Regions from separate parts of the Mus musculus genome. Here region 1 is linked to region 2. Evidence: chromatin contacts called from ENCODE Hi-C data. All regions are on one chromosome and are shown on one strand. Each heading gives the region's core, a stretch centred on a gene start or an enhancer-like site at or near the end of the contact. The rest is flanking DNA. Distances are from core to core; before and after follow the strand shown.

What was found. Hi-C counts contacts between places; a loop is a spot of excess contacts on that map.
Region 1: a map of left cerebral cortex shows a loop between it and region 2 (3-fold over the local background). The contact joins the promoter of Shisal1 here to the enhancer-like site in region 2. A Hi-C loop is called at or near these places in 2 of 37 maps with a recorded cell type or tissue (both left cerebral cortex).

Annotation. Positions count from the first base shown.
Region 1 is chr15:84,444,386-84,449,710 of GRCm38, forward strand. Shisal1 (shisa like 1) reads right to left here and starts at 2,189. Exons shown (of 5, transcript NM_001374162.1): 1 at 1,977-2,189. It overlaps Gm33830 (a long non-coding RNA gene), which reads left to right and starts at 890. Exons shown (of 3, transcript XR_384293.3): 1 at 890-1,078; 2 at 3,366-3,478.
Region 2 is chr15:84,411,317-84,416,696 of GRCm38, forward strand. The region is part of intron 3 of Shisal1 (shisa like 1); the gene reads right to left. Among named protein-coding and RNA genes, the nearest start is that of Gm46527, 17 kb to the right of the region's middle. Within about 2 kb of position 2,320, at least 3 of the 3 ENCODE cell types and tissues checked have a DNase peak (open chromatin) inside an H3K27ac peak, as active enhancers do; they include left cerebral cortex, where a contact is called at or near this core.

The DNA of each region.
Region 1 (5,325 bases), core at 939-3,438, 33 kb after region 2:
CCTTCAGCTGCTTTCCTTTTGGACAGGTCCCAGCCGCTTTCTTTTTCTCTCTCGCCTCCATAAAAGGCTGAGCAAGCAGAAATGCTCCCAACCCCAACCATGCCCCTCCTTCCTGCCCAGTTGTCCCAACAAGCTCCAAGCTGGATGGCCCAGGACAGCGGGGTTGCTGCTCCCAGAAACATTCCCCCCTCTCACTCCTAGTCTGCCAGTTTTGTGTCCACCTTGACAGAAACCTGAGTCAGCACAGGAACCCAGAGTGACTGTGAAGTCAACGCTATCATTCCCCCACCCCCACCCCACCCCCACCCACCCTGGCTGGCCAGCAGTGGTGGCTCCTGTCTGTAATCCCAGCCCTTTTGAGGCTGAAGCAGGAGGATCACAGTGAATTTAAAGCTCTTCTGAGCTACATCATGAGTTCTAGGCCATCCTGTCTTACAATGTGAAATCATTGTTTCAATAAAACAAAACAAAACAAAAACTAAACTAAAACAAATTTTAAAAAGGAAATCCTGATCTGATGCTTTTGGCTTAGCTTGAGCCTAGAGGCTCCGGGGCTGCTGGGTAACAAAACTTTCTAGCCAGCCCTGTTCCAGATTCCACCTCTACCAGGATGGGCCCAGGAGGAAAGAAAAGATCTTTTTAGGGAGGTCTTAGCATTAGGGGAAAACCTAGGCTCTGGGCAGCCCTGACCAGCCTGAGTTGATACCAGGGACCAAAGTCTGGTTTCAGAGTCTGGTTCCAAAGGACATTTCCAATTAGCCCCTTCAGCGGTCAGGGGTAGACAATCTCAAAGGTTCCCAGGCACCTTTGGGCGGTTGGGATCAAGCAAGAGAACAAAGGGATGGAAAGGGGGGTGGGGGGAAGTTCTGGGTTGGCTGGCTCTGGGAGGAGCCCAACGTGAAGTCACAGTCTCAGAGTGTCAGTGGCCAAGGCATCTTAGAAAGCATCCTGAGACTCGGGTCCAGAGGCCCGCCTGGGGTCACACAGCCCATAGCAACTTGATCGGGCTTGGCTTCTCGCTTCGCCCTGGGTTACAGCAGCCTCTGCTGATGGGAACCAACCCCCTTCTATCTTAGAGGTGAGGAGACCGGTTCAGAGGAGTTGAGAGCCCTGCTCAAGGTCACACAGCCTCAAGAGAGGTCCCTCTAGTTTCCCACGCAAAGCACTTTTCTCTTCCTATGCCAGGCTGGGGTTCCCTGGCAGGAGCACCCACTAAATCCAGGGCACCAGAAAACAGAAAAGTCGTGTGTGTGTGTGTGGGGGGGGGGGGGTTAAGGATGCTTAAATGTAAATACTCTCGGGACAAATTATGTAAGTCCGGTTCCCGGTCCCTCCATGGCCCCAGGGGTACAACTGGGGCAGTAAATACCCACTTCAGCACCTACCCGGGGACCCTAGCCTGGGGGACCCCGTCAAGAATCAGACTCTGCTTGGCCCATCAGGCAGTCGGCGCTGCTCCTTCCAAGGAGAACAGTTGGAGGCGCCAGGATGCGCTGCCCCCCTTTCGTCTTTTCCCCCTCTGGCTGGATAAGAAATACTAATACTAATAATGATAATAATAATTAGAATAAATAGAACCCTAAGACGCTGGGGTCTCGTTGCTATGACAACAGTAGGCACTAATGAGCTTTTCGGAGGCCGCTGCCGGGCCACCCAGCCCCGGGCGCGGGATTACTATGGATCGGGCCCTGGGAGGCGGCGGCAGCGGAGCCTCGGGGTTCCCGATGTCGCCGAACAGGAACCCAGGGCATCCAAGCGTCTCCCAGCGCGGCTCCAGAGCCCTGCCCCACGCGCACTGGCTCCCCAGCCGTCCGCGCTCCGCAGCGACTCCCAGCCTGGTCCCGCTGCTGTCCCCCGCTGTCGCCCGGTCCTGGCGACCACCACCTCGCCCCGTTCCGGCTCCCCCGACGCCGTCCTGCCCGCGATCCTCAGCACTGCGTGGACCCAGCAGCCCCGCAGCCCCGCGCCCCGCTCACCTCGTGCCCGCGCCGGTCGCTCCTCGCTATGTAGCCCGGAGCCGGCGCCCGCGGGAGCCGCCTGCAGGGGCGCGGGGCTGCCCACGCGCGCCGCCGCAACAGTTGTCCGCCAGGCTGCGGGCGCGTGGGGCTCCGGGGCTCCGGCCGCGCTCCGCCCGCTGCGCCCCACGCGCGTCCCGCGCCGCGTTCAGCTCGGCCGCCGCGCCCTCTGCTGCCCCGCGCCGGTTCGGCCTGCGCTTCTCTCTCTCTCTTCTCTCTCTCTTCTCTCTCTCTCTCTCTCTCTCTCTCTCTCTCTCTCTCTCTCTCTCTCTCCCTTCCCCCCTCCCCGCGCGTCCCAGTCGCTTCTCTTCTCCACCTTGCTTTTGCTCCGCCTTTGTTTTTTCTCCATCTCTTTCTCTCCTGCCTTTCTCCTCACCCTCCGTTTTCTTTCCTCTCATCCTTCACTTTCTTCTTGGCTTTTTACTTTTCTCTTCCCCACTCCGTCTCCCCCACCTCCTTTTCCAGTTTTTTTCTTCTCCCTTCCCTCCTCGCGCCCCCCCCACCCCCACCCCCACCCCCCCCCCCGCTTCCCAACCTCCACCAGAGGGTTCTCCTCAATCTCCCCCATCTCCTTTCCACCTGCTCCCCAGCTTGGTACCTGCTCCGAAGGACGCCAGGCACCAGCAACTGCCTGCAGGGATGCAGCCTCTCCTTACGGGTGGACAGATCCCTGCCCCGTGCAGCCCGCGACACTCTGCCCCACCCACCCTGTGCATCTCCCCAGCTCTGGCTGGGAGATCTATTCTGCTAGCCACCCCTGAGGCAGGCAGTCAAGGGCAGGGACAGACTTGGTTTGCGTTTTCCCAGCCTGCTAGACCTGGGTTTAAACCTTCACCCCATGTCTCATTCTCCCCATCACACCCCTAGTTCTGACTTCACCCCCATTTCATGGCTGACCTGCGGGTACCTGACTCCATCCTCACACTTGTGGGTCTACATTTCCCCATTGCTTGGACAACCTCGGAAAGTCCTGTGGGAGCATGTGGCAACCCAGCATTCCTCCCAGGGGACAGTCAGGATGGAGCTTCTTCACTGAATAGAGAATACCCTTGAGTATCCGGAAAAGCAGACCCCTCCCCCAAGAGCCACCCCTCCAGGCCCAACTGCTGCCACCCACATTTTGGGGTCACCTTTGACTTCTGAGACCTCAATGGAACCTCAAGGAAAAGGGAGCCGAGCACTCGATACTCTGAACTTAACTTCTTGCCATGGCACTGAGTGGTTCCTTTGGACTCTGCTGACAGACAACCAGGCTCAGAGATGTTGAGAAAGCACCTCAGGGGCATACAGCTGACAAGAGGCAGAGTCAAAGCTCACACTGAAGCCCAAGCATCTCTGTCTCCTCCACAGGTGCCTCGTTGACACGGAGGGATTCTGCCAGAACAGACTTCTTCCTCTTTCACTGCAGGCTCTTGAACCCCATGGGATGCTGGAACCTGCCTGGCTCTTTGCTGCTTTCGAGGGTAAGGGGCTCAGGGAGGCACCAGCTGGGGAGAACCAGTGTTTTCTCTCACCCAAGCCTGTGCAGGTAAGGGGTTCTGGTTCCCACATCACAGCATCCAGGCTCTGGTTCCCTTCATGGACATAGCCTGGGCTAACCTACTGGGCCCACCTGAGACTGGGGATGCCCATGGGAACTACTTCAGCCAATGGCCAGGGCACCAAAGCTGCCAAGATAGGTAAGGCCAGGCTCTGGAGAGGGCCAGAGGGTAGGCAGAGCCTGCTTGGTAATTGGGGGAGGGCAAGAAGTGTGTGTGTGTGTGTGTGTGTGTGTGTGTGTGTGTGTGTGTGGTGTGATTCCTCAGCACTCAGGGTCATGGACACAAACCAAAGCAGTTCTGTGTTCCTTCTTGCTGATGCAAACCTTCCAAAGAGGAAGTTGAGGAAGACCCTACTTCAGCTGAGGTCAAAGACAGAGACAGGGTGCTCCTCTGAGTCCTCTGTCTCACGCCATGTCAGTGTGGGGGACCACACAAATCGAAGCAACTTCAGGTCTTGGTAGGAGCAGGGTTAGGTGAGCTGGGTTCTCTGGCTCCCATTGAGACCCTGGTCCCAAGATCTCTGCAGTGAAGGCCAGTCCAGAGACACTCTAGTGTGGACAGCAAGGAAGCAGGTCAGGCTGGGAGAAGTGGGGTGTAGTGTGGGATACCCTGTGTGACATCTGATACGTGTGTGTTAGGCATGGGTATTGTGCAGTAGATGTTGTGTGTGTTGTGTCTGTGTTATATGCTATGCGTGTGTCTCATCTGTATATGTGTTGTATGGCATGGTCTGGAGTGTTTGCATGTGTTAGGTGTCATGGGACATGTGTATGGTGTGTGTGGTGTGTGCAGGGAGCCGAATGTAGCCTGCTTTGTATGTGTGTGTGCTGTGGCTGTGGGTAGCATGTTTTCTGTGTGTACATGGGTGGTGTGAATTGGATGAATGTCATGGTGTAGATCACGGTATCTGGGGGGATGCATCAACAGATATTCAGACACAAAGGGTGTATGGGATGTATGGATGTCTCACTTTGCCTGGCATTCCCACGTGGCCTCCATGCATGGCGTGTCTGTGTGCATCCCCACACGTGAGGAAGGCTGTCTTGGCGAGAGGGATCTGTGTATGGTGGCTTCTGGGAGGAGTTCCCTCCATCCCTCCAACACTGATGCTAAGCAGTCTCATGTTGTAATGAGTGTGTGCACCTGAGGACATGGTGGCTAGTGACCACTGATGCCCTGCCTCTGGCCAGCCCAATTCCGCAGGACACAGCCCAAGCCCCTGTCTCCTCCCTTGACTACTTCCTCTGCAGGCAGCCTGTGCCACCCACACTGAGGCCAGCATGGGCACATAAGGTCCCTCATACCTCCCTACACATGTACTTTCTCCACAATTACAGGGCCCGATTCTGCTTGCATCCCATTGCCCAGGTATCCCTCCTCTAAGGTACAAAATTCTTTAGCATCAGTTTCCTCATTTGTAAAGTAGGATGACCACCAGGACCAGCAAGAAGATCAATGGCAGACCGTATCATTAGGCCAACAAGCAAGTGCTGGTTTAGTGGGTCCTTGGTCCTGCCAATGCCTTCTTGTCCTCTAGGGGGAAGGAGGTCCTATCATTTGTGTAGCCCCACTCCATTTCCCTTCTTCTTGCCACTGCATCCCAGTGCCCTGTGGTTGTTTTAACAATGACCACGCTAGGAAGCCTATTCCACTCCCCACAGTTCTGAAGTTATATTTCCCTGGATCAAGGTGTGTCTGAGGCCATATTTCCCTGAGGGCTCAATGAGACGGCCCTTGCTACAGCTTCAGTCCAGCTGACCCCAGTATCC
Region 2 (5,380 bases), core at 1,070-3,569:
GGTGTGGTGGTGCACACCTGTGATCCCCAGCACTCGGGAGACTAAGGAACAAGAATCTTGAGTTCATGGCTAGCCTGGGCTACAGAATGAGACCCTGTATCTAAACAATCACAAATAAAAATCACTGAGGACATCCTCAATAGGTCTAGGCACGGACAAGCAGGAAACCATGCCTAAAGTTACACTTCCAGGAAGAGGTCGGCTGGTGCAGTCATAGGTGGCACAGGTCTTGTGTTTAGTAACCTGGGAGGTGGAGCTCACTTGTATAAAAAACAATGTTATTTTCCTTGTCAAGGGATGTTCCAGTGGGGTGAGCTGCTGTCTCTTTGGGCCTAGCTGCTAATAGGCTTAACCAAAGAGCAGGACCACAGGGTCAAGAGGCAGCGTGTTGAACACAGACCCAGTTCGACCTAGTGGTCCGCCCAGATTCAGGCCCAGGAGAGCCAACTGCTCTGTTTTTTCTGGAGACCAATCTCCACACCTGCAGGCCCTCTTTCCTAGCCATCGCCTGGCATCCTGCCTCGGGAGAGAGAGAAAGAAAGAGAGAGACAGAGAGACACACAGAGAGAGCATACAGGTAGGCACAAGAGAGAGACAGAGAGACAGACAGAGTGAGTGAGACAGAGAGAGAGAGAGAGAGAGAGAGAGAGAGCATGCATGCAAGCACAAGAGAGACAGAGAGACAGAGAAACAGAAACAGAGTGAGACAGAGAGAGCATACATGCAAGCACAAGAGAGATAGAGAGACAGAGAAACAGAGATAGAGTGAGACAGAGAGAGAGAGAGCATGCATGCAAGCACAAGAGAGATAGAGAGACAGAGAAACAGAGACAGGGTGAGACAGAGAGACAGAGAGAGAGCATGCATGCAAGCACAAGAGAGATAGAGAGACAGAGAAACAGAGATAGAGTGAGACAGAGAGACAGAGAGAGCATGCATGCAAGCACAAGAGAGACAGAGAGACACAGAGAGACAGAGAGACACACAGAGAAAGCTGATTGCTTTCTCCTGTGGCTCTGAGCAAAGGTTCCCCCCTGACTTGTCAGGGACAAGACCAGTCTAGGAGGGGTGTAGGGTGCCTGGCTGGCCCTCCTTTGGCCCCTGGCTGCCTGCTGGGCTGGAAGCAGGCATCTTGCTGCGGTGGTGGAATTGGCAAAGCAGCCTCCTTTTCGCGTTCAGTGGCTTGCCTTCTTGCCAGGCAGCTGGAATCACCACACAACACTCTGTTCATCCAAAACACACAAATAAATAAGACCAGGTCACCAGCCCACCTCCTGCTGACTCACTGCGGTGGAGGAGGAGGAGCCTCTTGGGGGGCGGGGTGTCACACTGGCTTGAACCATTGGGCGGGGCCTGAGATTCTGGATCTCCAGCCTCAGGAGATGGGGCAACTTCCCTGGCTTCAGACAAGGCCCAGCCTCCTGCCCTGTGGCTGAATGACAGATCAAGGGTGTCTGTGTCCCCAGCCTCAACCCTTGCCAACTTGCTGGGGTCCAGGACAAGGGAACCTCATCCACATGTTTTTGGTCCCTCTCTTCTCCCTCCCAGAGAGTCTGAGGCTGAGTGAGTCAGGGTGGCTGTGACTTTGGTATGGCAAAGGTCCTAAATGGTAGTGAATCCACAAGTTGTCTCCATACGGTGAGTCTACCCTACAGTAACAGTGACTTTCTTTGGCCACATTTCAGGCTGTCATCCCGACTTCTGACTCCCAAAGATTCACCTCTTGTCACCTCTCTATAACTGAGTCCACCTGGAAGCCAACCCCTGCTATAGGTCCCTGGGCCTGGGTTCTCTCCACAAAGCCCCTGAGCCTGGAAACTGGACAGAAGGCTCCCACTGCCCCTCTGTGTGGCTTGATTCCCTCCCAAGCCACATTCTGGCTTTTGTGGACTGATCAGGTCCCCAGGGTCCTCGTCCCAATAGCTTGCTCTATGATACAAATGCCGCTTACAGCTTTCAGGATAGAATTCCTATCCCAACCAATTGGGAGTTCCTGCCTCTGGCTGGGAAGCCCCGCCCCTGGCTGAGAAGCCTTGCCCCTGGCTGGGAGGCCCCGCCCTTGGTTGAGAACCCCCCACACCACCCCACCCCCTGACCTTGTCTAGGAAGCCCTGTCCCACCTGGGAGGCCAGGCCTAACCCAGTCTCATCCATGTCCACTCCTCCTCTGCAAGGAGTCTGCCCAGAGTTACTCATTCCGACTTCACTTCTAGGTCTGGCTGCCTCGGCTCCCTTAGAAGGAGTGCTGGCTTGGTGGTGAGACAGCAGGGCCCAGCTGTATCACCCTACGGAGAGGGAGTATCAGGAAGATGGCTAGACGCTTGCTTACAAAGGAAGATGCCCTAGGTCAGCAGGCCCCACATCTGTCAAGGGACACTGGTGTCAGCGGGGTGGGTGTGGGTTGGTCCTTACATCTGACAGGTAGAGGCTGGAATAGTCCCGCCCAGGCCCAGGTGATCTCACAGTGAAGGAGGACCAGACCCTAACATCAGAGTGCCTTCCTGAGCCTCCCTCTAAGGTCTGCCTCTGCCAGAAGACTCTCCAGAGTTCCTAAGGTGGGGTCTCCAGAGCCCTAGGATGTCTGAGATTCCCCACTGTTCTCCTGTGTCAAACCAGCTAGCTGTGGCTGTGAGTCCCTGTGACCAGCACGGCAGGATAGACAGCACAGAGACTCACAGATGCCTTGTCCCGCCTGGAGTGCTTCCGAAAGCCAAGGATTAAAAACTCAACGAAGCTTCAGAGCATCACCATTCCCACTCCCTCTGGGGGAAGGCCCTGGGTATTGGCAGCCAGCAGCAACAGCCAGGCCCCTGTGCCTGCTTTGTGGGAAACCCTGTGGGAGCAGATTATAGAAACCTGTGGGCTTCTAAGGGAGGCTCCCAGACCCCAGGTGCCAGACCTCGAGGAAGTCTATTTGTGGGGGGCCCAGCCTCTGCCTGGCTTTTCCAGGGCACCTGTAGCACGCTGAGTCTCAACCCCAGTCCTGGCACTACCCTTCCCCCATCATGGAAACAGCCCCTGGTCTCACAAAAGGCTTAGGCCAAATTCCAGGCTTGGTTCCAGCCCCTGCTATGATGGACGGGGCTTGCTGAGCCACTTCACACACAGGATTATTCAGAGGCCCAAGCAGATGGCAGGATATTCAGGGGAAGCTCCGTGCAGCTGAGAAAGGAGCTCTCAGGAGCTGGCCGGGGTGGGAGGAGGAGAGGCTTGGATGATAGTCAGAGAGTCTGCATCTCCTGCCCACCCAAAGGAAAGAGGCACCTTCTCCAGAGGGAACGGAGTCTGGTAGCAAAGTCTCAAACTCCAGAGGCAGACGGAGCTAGAGGCTCAGTTCCTCAGCCCTGTTGCTCCCGGCACTGCCATAATCCTTATCAAGAGCCACTCCATAATATTCCCTTTCAGTCCATTGTTCCTACCATGGGAAATCCTTCAATCCCCAGGGCAAGAGGTGAAGCCTCCCATAATGTAGGGATAATAAGAATGCCTGACTGTTGGCATGTTTTAGAAACACTAGCCTATGCAGTTGGAAAAGGAAAACCAACCAACCAACCAACCAACCAACCAACCAACCAACCAAAAGCAAACAGAACCAAGAACAACAAAAAGCTAGGGAAGCAGGGGCACGTGGATCTCTGTGAGTTCAAGACCAGCCTGGCCTACAGAGAGAGTTCCAGGACAGCCAAGGCTGCTCAGAGAAAACCCCAACTGGAAAAACCAAACCAACCAATAACCGAACAAAAGCCAGAAACTGTGAAAGTAAGGCTGGCATCAGGACTCAGGAGGCTGTGTGCAAGTGCGCAAGTTCAGGGCCACCCTATGAGCTCCTGCCTCACGAGCAAGGAAGGGGGATATGGGGCTATTTCTCCCCAGTGGCATAACTGGAAACAAGAGAGAATCGATCAAAAAGGTGTTACAAAAACTGAGGACAGAATTCATGAATAAAGACTCCTAATTTTTGATCATCCATAGTCAGAAGGGTAAAAGGAAGAGAGGCTATTTCTGAGAGCAGCGTTGAAAAGAGCAAGCTAGAAACAAACGCGGACGTCACCCACGTCTTCCCTACATAGAAAACCAAAAGCATTACAAAAGAAAACCCGAAGGGCTGGGGATAGCTCAGTGGTGGAACACTTGCCTAGAAAATTTGAATCAAATGAATAAACAGGCTGTGTGTGTGTTCTTGGGTGGAAACAGTCAACACCAAAAACTGAAAAAGAAACGATATCACCAAAAGTTGATCCTTATGTGAAGCTAGCTGCAGTAGAGGATACCAGTCAGACTAATTGGTTTTGTTCTGATAGGGCCCGCAGAGCAGGAGGATCACATAAGCAGGTTCTAAAACTCAGGGTCTAAAGAGCCTGGGACAATTAAACCCCAGAAACACGAAGTCAGCCTGGGAGTCAGCAACTCACACAGTGTAACACTAGCGTATGACATGGCCTTCCAGCAAAGGCCAGAGAGCTATGACACTCTACCCTGGGGTTCACGTGTGGCACATTATAGCACAGGGTGAGCGTGAGTGTCACGCCAGTAGACAGAAAGAAGGCAGACAGTTCGGCAGGAACAAGGGGCTTTGTTGGTCTTGGTCTTTGAAGGTGGAATGTTGCTCACAGGCTCCAGTGCTTGGACACTGGCCTCCAGATAGTAGCGCTGTTAGGGAAGGCTCTGTGTAACCATTAGGACAGGGAGCCTTGCTGGAAGAAGTGAGTCACCAGGGGCTGGCCTTGAGTCCTTATAACCTGGACCCCATTCCTCTTCATTCCCTGCTTCCCAGGTACAATGTGGCCAACCAGCTTCCTTCTCTTCCTGACAGACTTTCCCTGCCTGCTGCCTTGTTGACTCTGTCATGATGGACTGTGTTCCCAGGAACCGTGAGCCATATAAGTAAGCCCTTCTCCCTTAGATTTCTCTAGTTAGGGGATCTTATCTGAGCAATGGGAAAAGAAACTAAGACATTCTTTGTATGCAAAAGACAATACAACCCAGTTCTTGTTGGAATATTTACATTAAAATAAGTCTGACCCAAACAACAGATAAGAGACTGGGAAGCCAAATTGGAAACATGAAATAGAAGACAGGAGAATTCTTCAATGCTCTCAGAAGGAAAAGCCTTTCTCAAAAGGTCAAACATTAGATGCCATAAAAAATAAATGGTTATCTTGTGATCACAAGACTGCTGAGCGTGCGTAAAAAGCACTGGAAAATATTTGTATAGTGATTCCTTCATATATAAAGATTTCTTGCTAAAAATAAGAAAAACACCAAAATGTAGTAGGAAAAGAAATTGGCAAAACCACATCAACAGCCAGCACACAAGAAATGCAATGACCCTCCCCGCCCCTGACCCCCAACACAGTAAAGGATGGTCAACTCCGTTCAAA